Regions from separate parts of the Homo sapiens genome. Here region 1 is linked to region 2. The links are chromatin loops, found by intact Hi-C in ENCODE. Cell type or tissue: ascending aorta. All regions are shown on one strand. Links, peaks and the distances in the headings refer to the core of each region. The heading gives the core; the rest is flanking DNA. Region 1 has its middle 5.3 kb from the start of FKBP1A-SDCBP2. Region 2 overlaps SOX12 (SRY-box transcription factor 12).

Region 1 (6,792 bases), core at 1,383-3,882, 1.1 Mb after region 2:
CAGGATTATAGGGATTACAATTCAAGATAAGATTTGGGTGGGGACACAGAACTAAACCATACCAGCTCCTGTAGTGTTTTAAACATGACCTCACAGTTTTTTGACACCCCAACCCTCATCTATGTCCCCTTTCCTAAAATCTCAGTGAGCTCGTGACTGCTTTGGAAATTTTAATGTAGTAAGAATACAGGCTGTAACAGAACCAAATTAACTGTGGCTGAAAAGAGGCTGAAGTTGCTGTCTCTCTCATGTAACAGTTCAGAGGCAGGTGGTTCAGTGCAGGTAGGACTTCACAGGCTGCCCAGGGACTCATCCTTCTTCTACTTGTGGCTCCCCATCCTTAGAATCCTACCCTCATATGCATGGTCCAAGTTGGCTCTCCAACATATTTTCATCTCAGCTAGTGGGAAGGGGGAAAGGAGGAATGGGGGGTACATTCCCTTTTCCTTTAAGGGTACGACTTAGAATTGCACACATCTCTTCCCGTTATACTTCACATTGACTATAACTTAGTTATATGGTCAAATTTAGCTGCATGGGAGGCTAGGGAATAAAGTCTTCATTCTGGGTGTACACACACCCAACTAAAATCAGAGGTTCTGTGCTCATAGAATGGAAGAATGGAGATCGAAAGATGAAATTAAAAAGAGGGCCCCAGCAGTCGCCAGGACACTGCTTCACACCACCTAGAGAAAATCAGACTGCAGCGAGAATAAATGATGGAGAATGAGAGCAACCAGGGGCGAGAGAGTTCCTGGATTCCGTTTTCCCTGAAGCCTAGCAGAATAAGGCTTGCCTCACATTCATCCTGTGGTCTCTCTCATGGCTCTGAATTGGGTATCGGTTCAAAACATAGACCTGCCTTTGAGACAGTGGCCATCTCAATCCATGGATATAAGCTTTGTTTATATAGATGGGGGTTCCCCAAGAACCTCACATTTGCACCACTTCTTCCTCAGTGCTTTGGGAAAACACAGGAAAGCATGTAGCTATCAGTTCTGCCACCAGACCTAAGATGAATTGGACCTGGGGACAAGGGGCACTTATTAAGCATTTATCTGATTTTTTGAAGTAACTGGGAGAGTTCCTTTCTAAATTAATTTAGATTCTGTTTATATATAGCCTAGTTATTAACAACTCTGTTAAGTAGTTAAGTTCTTTGGGATCACCCTTAGCAAACCAGAACAAAAAACAGAAAGAGTGAGTGACTCTAAGAGATGGAACTGGGAGAAAGAGCAGGAGATTCTGACTTTCATTTAATATCATTCTGAACTGATTAAATTTATTTTCACTCTCTTTGTGTAACAGGAGACAGGGAATCATTTCAGTCTGAAGTCATAAGCATCCCTCATGACAAGGGGAAGTGACTCCCTCCCTGAAGTTCTAAAACCTGAAAAATGGGGGTTGGATTTCCTTTGGTTTATCCTGTTTGTGGTTTACTCAGCTTCCTGAGTCTATAGGTGTATGCCTTTCACCACATTTGGGAAGTTTTCAGCCATTATTTCTTCAGATATTTTCTTCTGCTCCATTCTGTTTCTCCTGTTCTTCTCAGATCCTGGTAACACGAACATTAGATATTTTGGAATTGTCTCACAGGTGCCTGAAGTTCTGTTCAGCTCCCCCCAGTCCTTTTTCTCTGTTGTTCAGATTGGATAATTTCTATTTTTCTATCTTTGAGATCACTGGCATGTTTCCCTGCAATCTCCATTCTGCTATTGTACCCATCTGTTGGGAGCTGAAAAGGCCAAAGGGATTGTGACCAACTCAGCATTCCACTGAAGGATATATGATCAAACAGCAAACTGTTTATCATGAATGCAGGATGTGGGCAAACTCACAACTGCGCCTGCCGCCAGGAGGTTTGCTGAGGGCCCTGGCGCCATGCTCATTGAGATTATCTACTGGGACATCTAGATCCTATTGTTCAAAGACTGCAGTCTTGCAAGCCTGCTGTAAATCAAACTGCTAACCGACAATCACCCCCCACTTCTTGCTATCTCTTTTGCCTAATAAATGTGAAGGGCTCTAAAGCTCAGGCCCCCTGTTTACCAGAAGCAAGGAGCCCCCTGACCCCTTCTTTCAAATATGCTCTCTTGTCTTTGTCTTTTATTCCCATGTTTGCCCCCTTTGTTCAGTCCCCCAAGGTCTGTGCAGGTGACAAGTGGCGACCCAGAACAGGGACTCCAAGGATGTCGGACACGTGGCATCTGAACACAGGGACTTTGAAGACGTGAATGAAGAAGCTCTGCTGGAGCAGAGGAATTGAAATTGACAAGATGAACGGGGACCCCAGGATGAGTCTGCTGGCAGCAGATAGAAGGTCAGTGCCCTAAAGAGGTACTGGGAACGATATAAGGTCAGTGCTCTAAAGAAGTACTTGGAATGGGAAGTTTTCTGAATCAGGGTAACATGAAGCAGAATTTGTCTATTGAAGAAAAACATCATGTGCAGTTGCTTAAAGTTCTGTTGAGACAGTCTGGAGCTCAGGTTAATTCGCAGGCACTAACTAACCTCCTGCAGAAGCCACAAAAGGTTATTACGCATAACCCATGGTTTCCACAGGCAGGCACTCTTGATGTGGAAAATTGGGATAGACCAGGAGAAGGATTAAAACAGGCTCATCAAAAAGGTCCTAAAGTTGATTCTTCTGTTTTCTCCACTTGGAGTCTAGTTCGTACTGTTCTTCTGCTATCTCCTTATTATTCTGCTGGACAGCAGGCTGAGTCTAAAAAATCTGAAAGAATCTGTTGTCCCACCCACAGCTCCAATTGAAAATAAAAAATGGAGAGGGAGGATAAAAATTGGCCTACACCGCCCCCTCCAGTTGCAGAAACATCTGTACCGCCTCCTTTGGTAGCAGAAATAGTGACCCCAATACAAAGAATTTTATGCTCTGCTGCCATAGCTAAGGGGAGCCCTTAGGACCTTGTACTTTTCCTATTTCTGTAAGTGTAACGAGTGTAGCTAATAATGGGGTACAGAGCCCATTCACTTTAGGATTGGTAGAATCTGCATTTGGTGCTATGTGTCTTCTACCCTTTGATGTAAAACACTTGGCTCAAACTTGCTTGTCTGCTAGTGCATATCTGACGTGGTATTTAAATTGGCAAGAACTGTGTGCAGACCAGGCTAGACAGAACCATATTGCTGGACATGGAGACATTACAGAGGATATGCTATTGGGTAATGGCCCTTATTCAGACCTGGAACGTCAAATGGCACTCCCAGACGCTGCTTATCAGCAGTGTGCACAGGCTGCTAAACACACCTGGGCCACAATTCCTGAAGAGGGAGTCCCAGTACTGTCCTTTTTACATATCATGCAAGGGTCACAGGAACCCTACGCGCAGTTTCTTGCAAGATTACAAGAGGCAGTGAAGCATCAAATTCCTCTTGCCACTGCCACGGAAATGCTAACCTTAACTTTAGCTTTTGAGAATGCAAACGCAGATTGTAAACGTGCACTGGCACCTGTGAGGTGTACAAAAAACTTTTCTCAGAGCTTGTCAGGATGTAGGAACTGAGCTTCATGGGTCTTCAATGTTAGCGCAAGCAATGGCTAATCTAGCAGTTGACAAATCTAAAAGGAGCCAAGGATTAAGCCCTAAAGTAGGAAAATGTTATAATTGTGGAAAAACTGGACATTTTAAAAAGGAATGCTGCCAGATCTCAGGACAGAAAGGATCTTATAATGCAGTACCCCTCCCTCCATAGTGGAAAACATGCCAGGACTCTCCTCGCTGTAACAAAGGAAATCACTGGGGTAATCAGTGCCGCTCAAGATTTCATCAGAATGGCATCCCCCACTGTCGGGAAACGAGAAGGGGGCCTGGACCTGGGTCCCTCAAACAATGAGGGCATTCCCAGTTCAGACCACAACCCCATTTCAGGGGCGGGTCCCAGGAGAAACATTGATTCCCTCATTCCAGGAACACCCAGAAGTGCAGGATTAGATCTCCCAGTCAGAGAACAGGTAATGTTAGTTGGTGGAGACAAACCTATCAAAATTCCCACTGGCATCTGGGGACCTTTACCAGCAGGATACAGGGGACTAATTTTAGGCAAAAGCCACCTTAACTTGCAAAGCATTACTGTAGTCCCAGGAGTTGTTGACTCTGATTATGAAGGAGAAATTCAAGTAGTTTTAATGTCACAAGATCTTTGGGTTTTTGAACTGGGAGAATATATAGCACAATTATTGCTTATTCCCTGCAAATTATACCCTTCTCCACTAAAGGAGAAACAAGGAAATAAAGGGTTTGGGAGCACAACTACACGAGAAATCTATTTATCACAATCTATAGCCTCTAGTAGGCCCACCTGTGTAGTACAAATTAAAGGAAAGAAATTTTATGGGCTTATGGACACAAGAGCTGATGTGTCAGTAATATCCAGTAAGGACTGGCCCCCAGCATGGCCTCTCAGAATAACTGCCACATCCCTAGTGGGAGTAGGAGCAGCTAAAAGTGTTCAACAGAGTGCTGAGATTTTTATCTTGTCTTGGTCTGGATGGACAATCATGTACTTTTCAGCCTTATGTTGAAAATATAGCTATCAATTTATGGCTATAAATTGATAGCCATATCAGTTTATCGAGATTTACAGCATGGGATATGAGACTTACATATGAAAACTTTGATAACCCAGGATTTAAAATGTTGAAGGACATGGGATATCAGAGTGGGAAAGGTTTAGGGAAATCCCTACAAGGAAACCCTAACCCGATATCAGTAACTGGAAAGGCAGGTTAAACCCCGCAGGGAGATTCTTCTTTAGATTCCCCGCGGCAATTAACCAGAGGCAGAAGTTGAGTTCGGCAATGGCATGCCTCCCAGCTACAGCTACAGAAACCTTTGATTTCATTATCCCTCAGACAAAATTTTGCAGTTTTATAAAGTCCATTCTTTCATTCTTCCTGTGATTACTCATCACAAGCTTATTCCAGGTGGCCAGACTTATTTTACTGATGGCTCTTCCAAAGGTCATGCAGCTATTTATGGACCTAAACATACTCAAACAATAATGACCTCTGGGGTTTCAGCTCAACACTCAGAGTTGATTGCAGTCATTCAGGTTTTACAGCTCACAGCTGCAGATCCTATCAACATTGTCTGTGATTCAGCCTATGTTGTGAATGTAACCAGTCGCATAGAAACTGCTACAATTAAAAGTACTCTAGACCCCGAACTGCTTAATTTGTTTCACTTATTCTCATATGCTGCCTGCTACATGCCAAACAGGTGAGACAGCTGGTCATGTACGGCCACATTGTCTGTCATCATTTGCTCATATGGGGATTCCTAAACAATTAAAAACTGACAATGGACCCGCTTATACTAGTCATGCTTTTCAAAATTTCTTACAGCTTTGGGCTATAACCCATAAAACAGGAATTCCTTACATCCCTTGAGGACAAGGCATTATAGAGCGGGTACATCAAACATTACAATGTATGTTGAATAAACAAAAAGGGGGATTAGGAGACCAGTTACCACCTCAAACAAAATTACATTTAGCTTTATTTACTTTAAATTTTTTGATTCCTGGTATGGATGGTAAGACTCCAGCAGAAAGACATTGGCAAGTGTTAGAGGAAAAGAGGAAAGTGTATCCAAAAGTGTTATGGAAATCCCCAGAAGAAGGACAATGGAAAGGTCTGGTGGCTTTACTGACATGGGGAAGAGGGTATGCTTGTGTTTTTACAGGAGATGGACAAACTGTGTGGTTGCCCTCAAGGTGTGTGTGACCATGGAACAGGAGACTGGAGGAACCCAGGGTGGCCAGCCATGGGCCTGGCCCCTCCAGTATAGGCCATGAGCCAGCTGAGCTTGAGTGCGAAGATGCGGAGAAGGCCGACCGGGGTCACGACACAGTCTTAATGTTACATTTGTAAAGAATATCACCACTCAATTTATGGTTTGTGGGTTTTTTTTTTTTTGGTTTTTTGTTTTGTTTTGTTTTGTTTTTTTTGAGGTGGAGCCTTTCTCTGTCACCCAGGCTGCAGTGCAGTGGTGCAATCTTGGCTCACCGCAAACTCTGCCTCCCGGGTTGACACCATTCTCCTGCCTCAGCCTCCCGAGTAGCTGGGACTACAGGCACCTGCCACCATGCCTGGCTAATTCTTTGTATTTTCAGTAGGGATGGGGTTTCACCATGTTGGCCAGGATGGTCTCAATCTCCTGACCTCATGATCTGCCCGCCTCGGCCTCCCAAAGTGCTTGGATTACAGGTGTGAGCCACTGCGCCCAGCACGGTTTGTGTTTTTAATCCTTATGTCTTTCTGGCAGCTAAAAAGCACCAGCTCCAGGTAAACAACACCCAATTGACCTGTAAATCTTGTCAGTTATATCACTGCATTAATCACAGCACATTGCAAACACAGAATACCTCTACTTTGATCATTCTGGGTCGCATCCCTGGACTGTGGATTCCTGTTCATCCATCCAAGCCTTGGGCTGCCACCCCTGCTTTACGCTTTGTGAAACATCTTCTAACTCAGCTTACTCACTGTGTCCGTAGAGCCTTAGGCATGATCATTTTTACTATTGTTTCCTTAGTCACACTGATAACTTCTGTTGTGATGTCCTCTGTAGCTTTGCATAATTCTGCTCAAATGGCTCAGTACACAGAGAACTGGACACAGCCAACCAAGTACAGCCAACCAAGTGTGGCTACTTCAGAATAAAATTAACACTGAGTTACAAACTGAAGTGACAGTGTTGAAATCCCCATGGTTAGGGGAACAAGTGCAAAGGTTACAATTGCAACAGCAATTGTGCTGTCATTTTAATC
Region 2 (6,792 bases), core at 2,212-4,711:
CCCCTCCTTTGCTCCGGAATCTCTCCTCCCTCGCCCGGCCCGCCTTCTCTGGGTTAGGGGGGCGATGCGGCCGGGTGGCAACGCACGCGCCTCCTGCGCCCCTCCCTTCCCTGGGGGGAGGGGCGCACCCCTTTTATCCCCGGAGCGCTAGGGCCCGCCCCTCCGCTGGGGCCCACCCCCTTCGTGCGCATGCTTAATGCTTCTGGGGAGGAGGGGGCTGGTCCCAGCGGAGCCGCACTCTTCGCCCGCTCCGGGCAAAAGCGGGGGCGAGTGTAGAGCGATCCTGGGAAATCCTTTGATCCGGGAGCCCTAGGTTTCCTCTCCAGCCAACGGGGCGTCGCTGCCTTAATGGGAGGAGCACTCGGAAGGGTTGGTTTGGGCCTGAAACTCTCCCAAGTGGCATAGCCCCTTTTCCGGTATGGGGTCTCCTACACCCACGCGCACCACCTCTCCGGTCGCGTGGCTGCCTCTACAGCCTACCTATACGTCCCTTTTTCCCCCCAACTGGGAATTGAGAGGTAAGGTCTTTCTCTGGAAATCCAGCAGTAGAGGAAGGGACCACCCAAGAAAACTAAAAACCAAGGCACCTTACCAGTCTGTCTGGGGACAGGATCCCTGCTGCACCTTCCCCACCCCCTCCTGGGAAGTGCCCCCTCACCTCAGGGCACCCGCAACCTGGGCTCCTCCCTGAGCGCACCGGCCCTTCCTGTCACCCAGGTCCACCCTCAGTACTCAAGCTGCAGTATACAGCGGGAAAAACTGAGGCACTTTGGTGCTAGGGGTTTGGGACTGAGGCGTGGAGAGCAGATGTGATGGCAGGAAGACTCTCGCTTTTAAACATCTGGTTTGGGAGAGACCATCGACTTGGCCAGTGAGACTGAGAATGGATTCCGAGTAGTGATGGGCCGTTTGCACCTCGGTTTTTCCACGTGAGAAATGGGGAGAACGCTGCTGTTAGGAGGAAGTTGTGTCCAGTTCAGGGTGCCCTCGGGAGCCCTGTCCCTGTTGCTGTGGCCCCTCTCACGCCGCCATCTCTCTGCCCCGCCCCGCCCCTCCGGCCTCCCCACACCCCCCTTGCCCTCACTACCTGTATCTCACCGGCGTGTGTTCACCCTCCCGGGTGGCTCACACACTCTCATTCACACACACAAATCTCAGGAACAAACGGTCCCAGAGTCCTCCGGACCCCTGCCCAGGGTCTCTGCAGGTCTCTGCCCCACGCGTTCCCGTCGCTGACAAAGCCACCAGCTGCCTCCTTTAAGCTTGGTGCTCCGGCTCTGGGCCTTTCTTGCGCTCTATTTTTTTTTTTTTTTTTTTTAAGAAAAACAACAACAACAAAAAAAGACAATGAAAAAAAAAACGTCATGTGAGTGAAGAGATGTCACTGTCTGTGGTCTTGGAGAACTAGTCTCGTAGCTGAGGGGTGGGGTCCCTCTGTCTGGGGCACTGGCACCCACAGCAGGACTCCGCCAGTCTGATGCCAGGACTGAATAAAGTGTATTTGCCCCGACCTTGCCCTGTGGTTCTGCATGTCTGTGCTCTTCCTCAACCCTCCCTAAACAGTTTGCCAGATTCAAGTCCGTGTGATTTGGGCCCGAGCTGGGTGTCCCAGGGCAAGCCACCTTGCCTGTCTAGGCCTCTATGTCAGGACTCCCTGGCCTTCATGAAGAATAGCAAACTCATCCCTGTAGGGACCAGGCAGGTAACATAGACGAGTGACTCTGGGTGGACAGTGGTGTCATGACCCACTTCAAGGGGCCTACCTCCTGCCAGTTGTGACCCTGTGGGAATGCAGTCCACAGTGGCCAGGTGGCCAGATTTTTCAAGAAAAGCTGGATGGATGTTTCTGAGTCATCTTAATTTCAAAATGAGACTCATATTTTAAAATTTCTGTGGGCCAAATGAAACAAGTATGCAGGCAGGTCTGGTCCGAGGGGGCTGGCTTGGCCATGCCTTTCTGTGCCTTTAATGAGGACTAAGAAGCAAGATTGGGCCACACTGTCTGGACTCAAAGCCCAGCTCCACCACTGAGCACCCGTGTGACTCTTTCCATATGTATAACGTGGGGATAATAATAATAGCTGCTTCACAGGATGAAATGAAGTTTGAGGTGAGAAGCATTCACCATGGTGCCCATCGTGTTACTCCATTGTCAGAGGAGGAAACGGGGTCAGGCAGGAAAGCAACTTAAAGGAGGGCCTGCAAGCAGCCAGGGTCAGAGACAGGGCTTGGTTCTGCTTCCTGGTGAAGCATGGCTTCGGGGTGCTGCCTCTCCCTCCCTGTTTGAATCTGCAGATTGTGTTAGGCCCCCAGCTGAGGGCCTGGAGTGGTGGGATTGGTCCCAGTGCCTGGCGCACATTGGCCTGCAGAGTAGATTAACTGAATGACCAAAGAGCAACAGAAGTCTAGTGATTCTTGTCTTTGAGGTTCTGACTGGTGTTTTACAACTGAGTCCAAGGCTTTTCCCTCCTTTGTCCCTCTGACACCCCTCCCCCTAATTCTCATCTGTCAGATCCAGTGTATTCCTAAGCTGGGACAAAGCCTCTGTTTTCCCAGTAGGAGCCAGGGCTGAGTGTGGAAATTACAGTGACTGCTTCTTCTCAGCTTCTCTGGTTGAAAGCAAGCTGGCGAAGTAAGAGGAGGTAGAGTTGAGAAGGTGTGGAAGATAGGGACAGCTGCCCCCAGAACTCCCTTCAAGGGAGGACTTCCCCAGCTATGGGAAGTGCCATCAGGGTGGCCGCAGCTGCAGAGAGCCACTTCACCTGAGACCACGCCCTTCCTGGGGCAGCCTGTATCTGGTGTCTGAGTGAGGCATGGTATAAACACCTGGTCATTTCAATCCAACATGGGACGGACACTGACAGACAGTACTCCCAGCAGGCCCAGGCCAGCCAGGGCTTCGTCAGGCCTGCAGCACAATTTGACTTCCTATGCCCAGGCCTGCTTCCTCTTCTTCCTCTTCTTTTCACAGGTGCTTATTCCTAATAAACATCTTGCAACCCAAACTCAGTCTCATTGTCTGTTTCTAGAGAAACCCAGTCTACAACAGAGGGTTCAAGAGACTGGACAAAGGGAATTGGGTCAGTGGCCCAGCAACTGCAGCTAGGCCGGTCGGATGTATCCTAATGTCAAGAGTCTGTTCACCGATGCCATCAGCACCAAACTAGGGGCTGCACACTTTCCTAGTCTGCACACCAGTCACGTCAATTAGAGACTCCAGCCTCAGCCCGAAGGCCTTCCAGGGCCCCCTGCTGATGCCATTCTCACTGCCAGTCCGTCCCCTGGTAAAAGCAGGTGGGAGGGAGGTCGTCATCTGAGTTTGTCTTACAGAATAGCCTGGAATGGGGTGCACGGTAAAATGCCTGACCGGAGATAATGCTAGAGCTGTGGAACCTTGGGCAAGCCTCTTCCCCTTTGTGGGCTGTACTGGGAGTCGGTAATAGGACTAGAAGAGGGACCATCTCATTTTGGTTCCTTCCATTTCAGATGCTGACCTGAAAGGTCGGGGAGACAGCTCCTTATGGGGTCTCTGGGGCCACCTAGTGGCTAAGAGGAGTAGAACCAAGGTTCTGTGCAGTTGGGAGGTGGGAGTCGGGGTGTGTCCCAGGCCAAGGAACTGAGTCCCACTCGAGTCTCACTCCATTCATGCATTGACTCATTGCTGGGTCATGCCCCTTGCCTGGGTGGTGTGAGCCACCCTGCTTCCAAGGCTTTCAAAACACCATACGCTGATGTATTGTTTCTCATCTATTGCTGCGTAACAAATTGCCACAAGCTTAGCAGTGTAAAACAACATGCATTTGTTATTTCAGTCTCCATGCATCAGGAGTCCAGCATGCCTTAGCTGGGTCTCTGCTCAGGATCTCACAAGGCAGCAGCTGGGGTGCTGGTGGCCCGCATTCCTTCTTGGAGCTCAGCAGCCTTTTCCAAGCTCTCACGGTAGTGGGCAGAATTCAGTTCTTTGTGCTTATAGGACAGAGATCCCTGTTCTATTGCTGGCTGTCAGTTAGTACCACTCTTGATTACTACAAGCTGCTCAGTTTCTTGCCACATGGCCCCCACAGGGCCTCCCCAGCCTTCTCACAATATTGCAACTTATTTTGTCAAGGCCAGAGGAGAATTTTTCTGCTGCTTGGAGTCACTTGGCTCAGGGAAGGTTTAAGCTCTCTTTTAAAAGCCTCTCCTGGCTGGGCATGGTGTGTTCATGCCTGTAATCCCAGCACTTTGGGAGGCCAAGGTGGGTGGATCACCTGAGGTCAGCAGTTCGAGACCAGCCTGGCCAAATGGTGAAACCCCTTCTCTACTAAAAATACAAAAATTAGCCTGGCGTGGTGGCAGTCGCCTGTAATCCCAGCTACTTGGGAGGCTGAGGCAGGAGAATCACTCGAACCTGGGAGGCGGAGGTTGCAGTGAGCCAAGACCAAGCCACTGCACTTCAGCCTGGGCGACAGAGCAAGACTCTGTCTCAAAAAAAAAAAAAGAAAAAAAAGGAAAAAGAGAGAGAGAAAAAAAAAGCCTTCCCTAATTAGGTCAGACTCACCCAGGAAAATCTCCTTTTTGATTAGGCATCAACTAATGTGGGATTTTATATCTGCAAAAAATCCCTTCACCTTTGCAGTATATTGTAGCCTTATAAGAGTGACAGCTGTCATACTAGATTTGCCCACACTCAAAAGGGAGGAGGCTGTCTAGGGCAGCTACACCAGAGACTGGGAATCTTGGGGGCCATCTTAGAATTCTGCTTATCACACACCTGTAATCCCAGCACTTCGGGAGGCCAAGGTGGGAGGATTTCTTGAGTCCAGGAGTTCAAGACCAACCTGGCCAACATAGCAAGACCTAATCTCTAGTAAAGTTTTTTTTAAAAAAATTAGCCAGGCACGGTGGTACACACCTGTAGTCTCAGCTACTTGGGAAGCTGAAGTATCATAGCTGAGAATTCTCAGGTCTACATCTCCATCCCAGACATGACTAGACTAGCTGCCTTCTTGTCATCTCCACTGATATATCTAATTGGCACCTCAAACTGGACATGCCAAAAAATGAACTGTTTCCACAGTGCTCCCAAGCCTGCTTCCACAGACCACATCTGCACAGCTGATGTGAAATGAAAGGCTAAAGCCTCTCAGTTATCCTTGATGCCTCTTTTCCTCCCAGCGCCATCTCCCTTATACCCTGTTGGCTCTACCTTCAAAATATGCCCTGTGTCTTGTCACTTCTCACATCTTCCATGGCCTCTGGGTCCAGGATATAAGGGCATACGAAGGGCTCCTTGCGTTTTCCTTTGCCCCACTCATAGTCTTATTGTCCACACAGCAGCCGGAGTGATCTGGTTAAACTGTAAATCCCAGCACACCCTGCCACTGTTCAAAATTCTCCAAAGACTCTCATTCAGTAGAAGCCAGAGTCCTCAGCATGGCCTGCAAAGCCCCATAAGAAGTAGCCTGTGGCTCAGCCTCGGCTTCATCTTCTACTTTTTCTGTTTCTCACATGCCCAGTCACACTGGTCTTGCTGTTCCTCAAAAGTGCCAATCACACTTCCGCCTGAAGGCTTTTGCACATGCTTTTCCCTCTGCTTAAGATACCCTTCCTCCGGCTGGGCGAGGTGGCTCACGCTTCTAATCCTAGCACTTTGGGAGGTCCAGGTGGGTGGATCACCTGAAGTCAGGAGTTCGAGACCAGCCTGGCCAACATGGCGAAACCCCTTCTCTACTAAAAATACAAAATTAGCTGGGCGTGGTGACACATGCCTGCAGTCCCAGTTACTCAGGAGGCTGAGACAGGAGAATCACTTGAATCCAGGAAGCAGAGGCTGCAGTGAGCTGAGATCGCATCACTGCACTCCAGCCTGGGCAAGACAAAGCGAGACTTCACCTCAAAAAACAAACAAAAAAATACCCTTCCTCCAGATAGCCACATGTCTTACTTCCTTCAGGTCTCAGCTCCCAGGGCGCCCTAGAGTAGGCACAGGGAGTACCTCACAGTGTCCTCCCTGACCATCCATATAAAGTAACATCCTCCATAAACTATCCTGTTACTTTGCTTTATTTTTCTGAATAGCATTTATCACTATCTGGCATTTATCACCTGTAGTTTTTACTTTTTGTCTCTCTCTCTCTAATTTGTATGTAAGCTTCATAAGGAAGGAATGACTCTGGACTGGACTCCATGCCTCAGCACATTCACCCACCCATTCAACAAACATTCTTAAGGGTCTAGGCTGGGCATGGTGGCTCATGCCTGTAATCCCAGCACTATGGGAGGCCGAGGTGGGAGGATCACTTGAAGCCAGGAGTTTGAGACCAGCCTGGGCAAGGAAACAAGACCCTGCCTCTAAAAAATACAATTTAAAAAAGTATCCAGGCACAGTGGCGTGAGCCTATAGTCCCAGCTACTCGGGAGGCTGAGCTGGGAAGATCTCTTGTGCCCAGGAGTTCAAGGCTGCAGTGAGCCATGGTCATGCCACTACACTCCAGCCTGGGTGACAGAGTTAGACCCTGCCTGTAAAAAAAAAAAGGTGGGGGGCAGGGTGGGGAAGGTTTGCCTTGACCAGGCCGCGTGCTAGGTGCCGGGCATACAAAAGTGAAAAACGTGATTTGTCCTCAGTGAGCTCACAGGTCTGAGGAGACACATAAACCCAGGAATGGAAATGCTTTGCTGGCGATGGACAGTGAGTCTGGGAGAACATTGAGGAGATGTTTAACCCAGACAATGGAGTGGGGTGTGGTCAGGTCATTCCCTGGAGGAGGTGATGTTTAAGCTGTGGCATGAAACCTCAGTAGGATGTGATGA

The links. Peaks named below come from ENCODE experiments on the same cell type or tissue, not always from the same donor. Only the 100,000 strongest peaks of a DNase experiment are listed, where the experiment ranks them.
Region 1: it touches region 2 in a loop (2.9-fold over the local background); 2 of 110 quality-filtered maps call a loop at or near these places.

The regions. Positions count from the first base shown.
Region 1 is chr20:1,395,076-1,401,867 of GRCh38, forward strand. No RefSeq gene overlaps it. Among named protein-coding and RNA genes, the nearest start is that of FKBP1A-SDCBP2, 5.3 kb to the left of the region's middle. In ascending aorta, for the core only: a CTCF peak has its summit at 2,832; no DNase peak of the experiment used is centred there.
Region 2 is chr20:327,220-334,011 of GRCh38, forward strand. SOX12 (SRY-box transcription factor 12) reads left to right here. Exons shown (of 1, transcript NM_006943.4): 1 at 1-3,005. Among named protein-coding and RNA genes, the nearest start is that of SOX12, 5.1 kb to the left of the region's middle. RefSeq lists a silencer at 1-222 and an enhancer at 3,406-3,700. In ascending aorta, for the core only: CTCF peaks have their summits at 3,541 (motif pointing left) and 3,749; DNase peaks (open chromatin) are centred at 3,301 and 3,532; H3K27ac peaks cover 540 bases.